Linked DNA regions of Mus musculus: region 1 is linked to region 2. The links are chromatin loops, found by intact Hi-C in ENCODE. Cell type or tissue: heart. All regions are shown on one strand.

Evidence for each region. Peaks named below come from ENCODE experiments on the same cell type or tissue, not always from the same donor. Only the 100,000 strongest peaks of a DNase experiment are listed, where the experiment ranks them.
Region 1: it touches region 2 in a loop (1.8-fold over the local background); 3 of 42 quality-filtered maps call a loop at or near these places.

The regions. Positions count from the first base shown.
Region 1 is chr17:5,130,714-5,134,713 of GRCm38, forward strand. All of the region lies in intron 4 of Arid1b (AT rich interactive domain 1B (SWI-like)), which reads left to right. Among named protein-coding and RNA genes, the nearest start is that of Gm34854, 92 kb to the right of the region's middle. In heart, no CTCF peak of the experiment used is centred here; no DNase peak of the experiment used is centred here.
Region 2 is chr17:5,056,672-5,060,671 of GRCm38, forward strand. The region is part of intron 2 of Arid1b (AT rich interactive domain 1B (SWI-like)); the gene reads left to right. Among named protein-coding and RNA genes, the nearest start is that of Arid1b, 64 kb to the left of the region's middle. In heart, CTCF peaks have their summits at 221 (motif pointing right) and 1,854; a DNase peak (open chromatin) is centred at 1,890; H3K4me3 peaks cover 1,252 bases; H3K27ac peaks cover 899 bases.

The sequences.
Region 1 (4,000 bases), 74 kb after region 2:
AAATGGCTCTCACTTTACAGATTGTCACTTTGCAGGTGATGAGAAGGCACACATCTGTTTGCTGTAACAGGGACATGTGACCAGCAGGCACTCACACTAGCATCCGTGCACTGGTTACTAGTATTTATGTTTTTTTGGATCTAGAAGTAACTATTCTTAATATTAACTGTCAGTTTAAGAGTTGGAATAAATAGAAGGTTCCCCCAACCAAAATCTTCTTTTCTTTTGCCACAGTGCATATGACTTTAGAGCGTGCTCCGCGCCCCCCCCCCCTCATCTTTTTCTTTTTGCCTTCTCTAAATTGTTGTAAAATAACTGAATGGTCTTGTTTTCCTTTGTTTGGGTCAAGAAATTTTAGCTGAAAATTGTTACTGTGTGAAAGAAGATTATTGACTCAACAAGCCTTCAATTTTCCATGAATAACACTCCCACCCCTAGCTTCGGGTGCACGCTGCGCATGCATTCTATTTTAAAATACAGTCTGTAATTTAAAACAGGCAGTTGGATGCCCCACTGAACTTTGTTTAAGCCTGGAATAAAAGAGAGAGAAAAGCTTTAAGCCGCAAAAAGGTGGCTAAGCCTCCTCAACTGCTTGTCTTTCTAATGCATCCATCCTGTTAAAGAGCGAAGCTTGCAGGTAATGTTGCCAGCTGGTGCCACAGCTGGTTTCGCCCAGTTTCAGGCTGTGCTGTGGAGATCTAGTCGCTTGTTTCCAAGACCCCAGGAGTGTCCATTGGCACTAGCCAGTGTGTATGTGCTTACACATATGGTAGTTCAATGCATGTGTGAATATTATTTCTGATATTAATTAGTTAATTAATTTTTTTCAAGGCAGGGTTTTTCTGTGTAGCCCCGGCTGTCCAGGAACTCAATCTGTAGACCAGTCTGGCCTCAAGCGCAGAGATCCTCCTGCCTCTGCCGCTTGAGTTCAATGATTAAAGGCCTGTGCCTTCACCACCTGGCTCTGATTCTAAATGAGTAATTTTGGCAATCATTTGTTATAAGGTAGCTACTGTTGTGTTGGTGTTATATAAAATGGCTTTAGGACACAAATGTTGACCACTGGACTGTTTGCTTTCTGAGATTTAGAAAGTGCTCGCTTGGAAGTAGCGTGCATCTTTCACCTTCTCTTCCTTACAGAAACGACCAACTTGCCATGACTCGTATGGAAGGCACGCTCTGTCAGGGGACCTGCTTGTGCCAGTGTTTCGTGGCCTCAGCCCAGCTCTGCTCTTGAGTAGCTAAGCCATGCTGCCTCAGGGTGATTGCTTCTCCTCTCTGGAAAATGACTTCTGTAGACTGAGTTGCCTCAAAACACCCTTGATCTCCTTCATGGTCACTGTAGGCCTTTTCTGTTAGTATTTAAGAAAGAGCAATAGAGCTGAACTCTCTTCCCTCCTTACAGAGCAGAGCGTCAGGTGCGTGAGGTGAGTCTGCAGGAGGCCCTCTGTGTGGCTCCTACTGCCCCTCATCCTCCATCCTGGTGCCCTTTATATTTTTGTGAAGGGAAACATGGGCTTTATTTAGGAACTTTGGCCACCAAAGAGCCTAGACCTTGTTTGGCCTTTTATTACCAGAGACATGTAGCAGCTCAGAGGCTCCCGCTGTGCCCTGCTTATGTGATTCGTGTGGTAGTCTTTCTTGGGCAGGAGTACAGGACGTCTAGGGGAAAGGCAAGTCCAGGAGAAAGAAGAGAAGCAAGAACACCTGTCGGTCACCGTCTCCGCAGGCCTGCTATACAGTGCAGGGTGGAAAGCGGTTCAGGAGCAGGCTGCAGGACTCAAGTCGTGTGCGCTCGTGTGGGTGTGCATGTGCGTGTGTGTAGGCCAAGAATGTCTCCCTGCACTGGGCAAAAGGGCAGCCAGCCTTGTGAAGCAAGACAGTCTGTGTTCTCTGAACTCTTCACTCCTTTCTAATGTTGCCAAGTTTATTACATGTGCTGTTAAAGTTACCAAATAAATACTTTGTTTCTACAAAGATTTTAGATTTTGATTTGGGAAGTACAGTGAGTGTGTTACCAGTCTTTCTGCTTATCTTTACTAATTTTTGCTTTCTGGCATGCGTTGCGCCATGACATGGTGAGCATCCACTGTAAAGTAGGCCAGACAGAGTGAGTCACAGTCCACCAAGGGAAGGTAACAGCTTCCTGCTACCCCACCCTCCATCTCTGTGCACTCTTCAGTGTCCCTAATGCTGTGATGCGGACAGGGTCTTTCCTAGTCTTTATTTCCCCACTGCTGCTGTTGCCTGCCTAGGAGCAGTGCCAGCCCCTGCTCAGCACTGGGGGTCGGGTTGAGCTTTTGTAGTTGGCTGCTCTGGAGTAAGGCTGCCGTCAGGTAGTAACCCAGCACCTTCTGAGGACTGTTTTCAACAGGCTTACTTGGGAGCGGGCGCTTCAGTCAAAGAATTGCATGCACTGCTAATAAAAGAAGAGTCACTGCCCTGGGAGGGGCCATGAGCTGGAAAGATGCCTCCCAGGGCTCTCAGGGTTTCTGTGGCTGGACAGCATGGCCCTCCCCACAGAGTAATAGTAAAGCCGTTAGCTGTTAGGTGTCTTCGTGGGCTGTCTCACTGACTTTGCTTCTAGGATGGCACAGTGTGTGTTTTTAAGAAATGTGATCCCAGGCGTGGTGGCACACTGGCACACGCCTTTAATCCCAGCACTCGGGAGGCAGAGGCAGGTGGATTTCTGAGTTCGAGGCCAGCCTGGTCTACAGAGTGAGTTCCAGGACAGCCAGGGCTACACAGAGAAACCCTGTCTCAAAAAACGAAAGAAAGAAAGAAAGAAAGAAAGAAAGAAAGAAAGAAAGAAAGAAAGGAAGAAAGGAAGAAAGGAAGAAAGGAAGGAAGGAAGGAAGAAAGAAAGATGAATGACAGCAATTTTATTCTCCAGTGGACATAGATTCCTTTGCATTACTCAATTTGATATACTTTTGACTGATTGACTGATTTTTGCCTATTTTGGAAGAATATTTCTTAGTTTAATTTGCTTCAAATTCCTCTTCCCTGAATGAATATATTTTTCGATGTATGCATTTGTGGACCTAGAATATAATTGTCTTTTTTCCTTATGGAGGGTTCAAGTGACAGAGAACTTGATTTTTTTTTTAGCATGAAATTTTCAGAAGATGTTCTCTTTTAGTCTGTAGAAAAGGCTACCCCGTTGAGCAGCGTGAATTCAGTTGTACATTTAAAGTCCTGCAAAGGACATGGTGCCTGAAGAGATTCTTCTCAACGCTGCAGATGTCCTTGCTCTTCCTGGCCAGGGATACAGCTCCACAGCGGAGCAGTTTCTCACCCCGTTGTACAAGGTCCAAGGTTAGCGCTCCATCCGGACTCAGGAGGGGGGAGAGCTCTCCACCCCAGCCCCCACCGGTGTCTTCATTCTACACCAAGCCTCTGCCTGTTGTTCCCCAGGGGAACAGGGGCCTTTGCTTTAGACATGCACTGGTTTGGGTTTAGTGGACTTTTTTTTTGGTTGGTTGGTTTTTGTTTTTGTTTTTGTTTTATGCTGTTTTAAATGCTGTTTTATGAGCTAAACCCGGAACACATTATAGTCTCCAAAGATAATTAACAAAGCAAAACAGGATTAATATTAACCAGTTTACATGTGTGCATTTTATGTATTTAATTTGATTCAGATTTTGTCTGCTTTGAGCTCAAATTCCCAGATGTGGAAATAGAAAGTGGCCCGTGGTCGGCTGGCCGACGCAGTAGCCTCACTTCAGTCCGCTGCCCATCTCTGGCAGCTCCGCCCAGCTCCAGGCTTCACAGGTTACCACGTGCTGCCCTGCCGGCTTCACACTCACAATGGGGTGAGCTCCCTTTGAAGTGCAACTATTTTGCCCAAATATTTTTTGAGTAACTCCCCTTGCCCCTTAGGCTTTTCTTAGCATCCCTGTATGTTGACATCTTCAAATAGGGTACAGACTCACTCTCAGAAATTAAATTACATTTAACAATTAATGATTACTTCTTATGCCTAAATGGGTGTATTAGA
Region 2 (4,000 bases):
AACCGGTGACTGTAAGGTTCTACTTTCAAAGAGAAAGTTCTGTGTCCTTGGTTGACCAGTTGCCCTGGTGGACTAGATGACGGAGTGGGAGTTGAGCCATTTTCTTTGAGGCCCCTCTTGTGTTGTCTGCATGCTTCTCCCACTAAGGTATCCATTGCTCTCAGAGAGGGGGGTCTGCTGTGTCCCTCCCCGCCACACTGTTTCCATGGCTCCTCTCCTGCTGGCCCTCCAGATGGCAGTCCTCCTCTGCCTGAGGTGAGGACAGGGAAGGGGGCTCTGTGTTCCTCATTGCAGGTCTTTCTGTCCAGCTCCCACCACCCTGATTCCTGAGTCTTTGGGGTTTCGTGCTTTAATTAGCTTGCTTCTTATCCTCTCACCTAGAACAAATTAAAACATTAATTATCGCTTGTCTCTCTGCTTTTCTCCTTCCAAAAATTCTTTGACCTCTTGCCTGCTGCTACCCCAGCTCATGTTTTCTCTGCCCTCACAGATTTAGACTTTTACCTTTTCATTGTTCCTTCCGTGGGGGTCCATACATAGTTATAAACAGGAGCCTTGATCTGTTTATGGAAACCTGTAGAGACATTTTTAGTAAGAGCTTCTCTTACAAACTGTTGTCTACATGTTTGGGTTTCAGTGTGCCACCTGGTAACACTCTGGCTCCAGAAGTGTGTGCATTAAGACCAGAGGGGACTTCAGGAGATAAGTATCTGCGGGGTCGATTGTTGGCAGGGCCCTGGCCTGAGGAGCTGTGTGAGGTGGGGCTGTCTCTGTGTAGATTAGCCAGGAGAAAGTTCGTGGTACTGAGGCAGTGCTTTCAGAGTGATTGCTCCCTCGGGTGTGCAGGGTAGGGCTGGGAGGACAGCCTCTAGGCCAGTGGGTTCTCTGCCCATCCACAGGAGGCCAGGCTAGGGTTGCTGAGTGCCTGTGAGGGGGGCTGCTGTGAGGGATGGTGGGAAGGGACAGTTTTAAGGTGAACTGGGACAAGGGTTAGCAGAGCAGCACCACAGGAAGGCAAGGGCCACAGGCTGGGCCCAGAGGATACTCTCTGTGGTGGGAGTAGACCCTCAGGGCTGCAGCTCTGCCTGCTGCCTGCTGATGCTCTCCCTGATGCTGGAAGCTGCAGGCTCCTTGATTGAAGCCCTGCCTTGCTGGTCTCCACCTACTCCTATTGGAAGATAATCATGTTTTCATAATTGATACTAACAATCTAACAGATATGGCTAGCCTCACTCCTCAGAGAAAGACAGAATGGCATGTATCACAGGCAAAAGGTTTTTTTTTTTTTTTTTTTTTACTAAAGTTTGTGTTTAATGCAATTTTTAGCAATAGAGAACAGAATGGAAAAAGAACCTTCTGATTCATACTTATTAAGCAACCCAGAAAATAAGTTAACTGTAGTAGGGCAATCAGGAATTTTATCTACAGGCACAGCTTCATAGTATCTGTATGTGTGGCCCAGTGCCAAGACCAGTGTGAAACTAAAAACAACAACAGCAAACTGTTAGAGCAATTATAACAAGTCAACTTTGTATCCTTCTGTGTCAGGAATGAAAAATAAAGAGTCCAGCTTCCCCGGCCTGCCGGCCTGCCGGCCAGTATTTAGCATTCCTGCTGCTGTTTACAGAGCTTTGCATATGGTCTTTGAAACCCTGCGTGCTCTTTCAGCGTGAACCATCTACTCACTCTTATCAGCTTTCAAGATGCTGTCTCTCACAGCTCTGCCACTGTTAGAGCAGGTCCGGAATCAAGCAGGGAGCTGGGAAAGAGCTCCGCTGCAGAGCTCGGCTGCAGACCGCCATCCTGGCTGGAGGTTGCTAAGCTTCTGTGTACATTCCTGGTGCCCTCCTGGTGGCCTGATCCTTAGGCCTCCTTAAGTTAAAAATACTGGGTGTGTGTGGTCTTGGCAGCTGGCACGAGGCCAGGCTTTTTATATCCTGCTCTGGCCTGGGAATGGAGCTCAGCAGAGGGGGTGCACAGTGTGGGGAGGCCCTGCTGCCTGGCTGTTCTGGTTTTGTTGTTCTAAGGAAGAGACAGCTGATGCTGGCCCTCCACGCGCATCTTTCTTTTGGTCTGATGTTTGTTAGAGTAGCCATAGAGAGCCAACTTTAGAGTTTAATTTCCTTTCCCCTTTGAAGCCTGTTATACCATCTGTTAGAGAGAAACTTCTATGCCTAACTACTTATACTTTAACTAATTAATTGGGCACTGGGTTCCTGGACATATTTATTAAATGTCAACAACTTGGGACATTTAGTCTTTGTTTTTAGAGTTTTATGTCCAGTAGGATTTTTCTTAAACTATGTCCAGAATATCCTCGGGAGTGTGCACACTGCTTTACATTTTTTGTTATGAATTATTGATTAGATTGTTCTGAAGGTATCCATTTGTTTCTTCCTCCCCACAGCAGCACCTAGGAAGCTGTTTTCTGTCTCCCTCCCTCTTCTGGGTGCTGTTTTACATACTAGCATGCCAGGGCTAAAGGAGGCAAGGCAGACTCATCGCCTGCTTGTGCTATTAGACATCCGTACAGTGAGGAACAGTGCTGTGGAGTCTTCATTGTGAATGCTGTTCAGGCTGTTCCCTGCAGTATGTGGGTCAATGGGTGGCCCAGTTCAAGACCTGGGGCACTTCAGAAGAAGTGAGGTGTCTGCCCCTGGAGAGGTGTCTTCTGGGAGAGGCAAGCATCCATGTGTGTCTTGTGGGGAGGGAGTGGCTAAAGCGCTTATGGCGTATGATTGATAAGCCGATTGTCACAGTCGGGTGGACCCCAAGGAAGGGACAAGCATGTCATTGGCCCTGACAGTGATTGACAAGGGGAGGCAATTCACGTGCTTTCTCAGATGAAGATGCACTAAAGCGTTCTTTTGCACTGTTCTTCCCAAGGCCTCACGGCCACATGCCTTGTGACATTCTTGGGATGTTTTTACACAAAGTGAGGTCCTTTGCAATTTTAAGTATTCTTTACATTTAATTTATGTTTGTGTGTGTCCTGAGTGTGGTGCAGGCATGTCAGTGTGTGGGCACATGGAGGCCTCTGTTGGCCTTGTTGCCTTGAGACAGGGTCTGTCAGCAAACAGGTGCACATTACTTTCTCTAGGCTGCCTGGCCACCAAATCTCTAGGATCTTCCAGTCTCTGCCCCCAGTGCTGGGGTCACAGGTGAGCAGAGCTGTTTCTCACTTTTCTTGTAGATGCTGGGGATTTGAACTTGGGTCTTTATGTTGGCCATAGCAGGTAGTCACCTCCTGGAATTGAAGACTATTTTCTGGCAGACTTTAATGGGTAGCCCTGGCTATGGCCCTGCATGGCAGACTCGAGCTTGCCCCACTTCTTAGCCCATGCGGGAAAGATCCTGCTCGTTCGTTCTGAAGTTGGCCCAGTGCACAGAATCAGCTCTCACTAGGAGCACTTACTTGCTTCCTTCTTTGGAAATGGAAACTGTTGGGCAGAGGGGTGGACATGGCGAGGGTGTTTGAGCACACTATAGCAGACCGTTTTGGCCTGGCCAATGTGAATCGATGTGTTTTTATTAGAGCTCTTTGGCTGATCTTGGACTGTAGCATTCTCACGTTGGACTGAACGTTAACAAAATATGGATGCTTTTCTTCCTTGGGATCGGCTGCTAAATGTAAGGGGCTTTGTGGATCAGTGCTGCGATCTCTTCATTTGTAGGGTGGGAGTCCACTAAGATGGGAACTTATGTGGAGGGGTTTGCTGAGGTTCTGAGTCAGAGCCCTTTGGAAGGCATGTTGGAATAGGCCATGTAGGTGGGGAGAGCCTCGAACTCTACCTTTGCTGGGGATGGAGGACACTTGTGCTCTTTTCTCTCCTTATCTCCCCGCCCACCCGTTTTAAAGTAATTCTGTAAAATATATAAGAATGTAACTGCTTAATGCAAAAGTAAGACCCCATTTTTCAGAGATAAAGTAAGTGTGTGTGTGTGTATGTATGTGTGTAGCCGTGAATAACACAGCACAGTGCTGTGCCCCTGTGCTGTG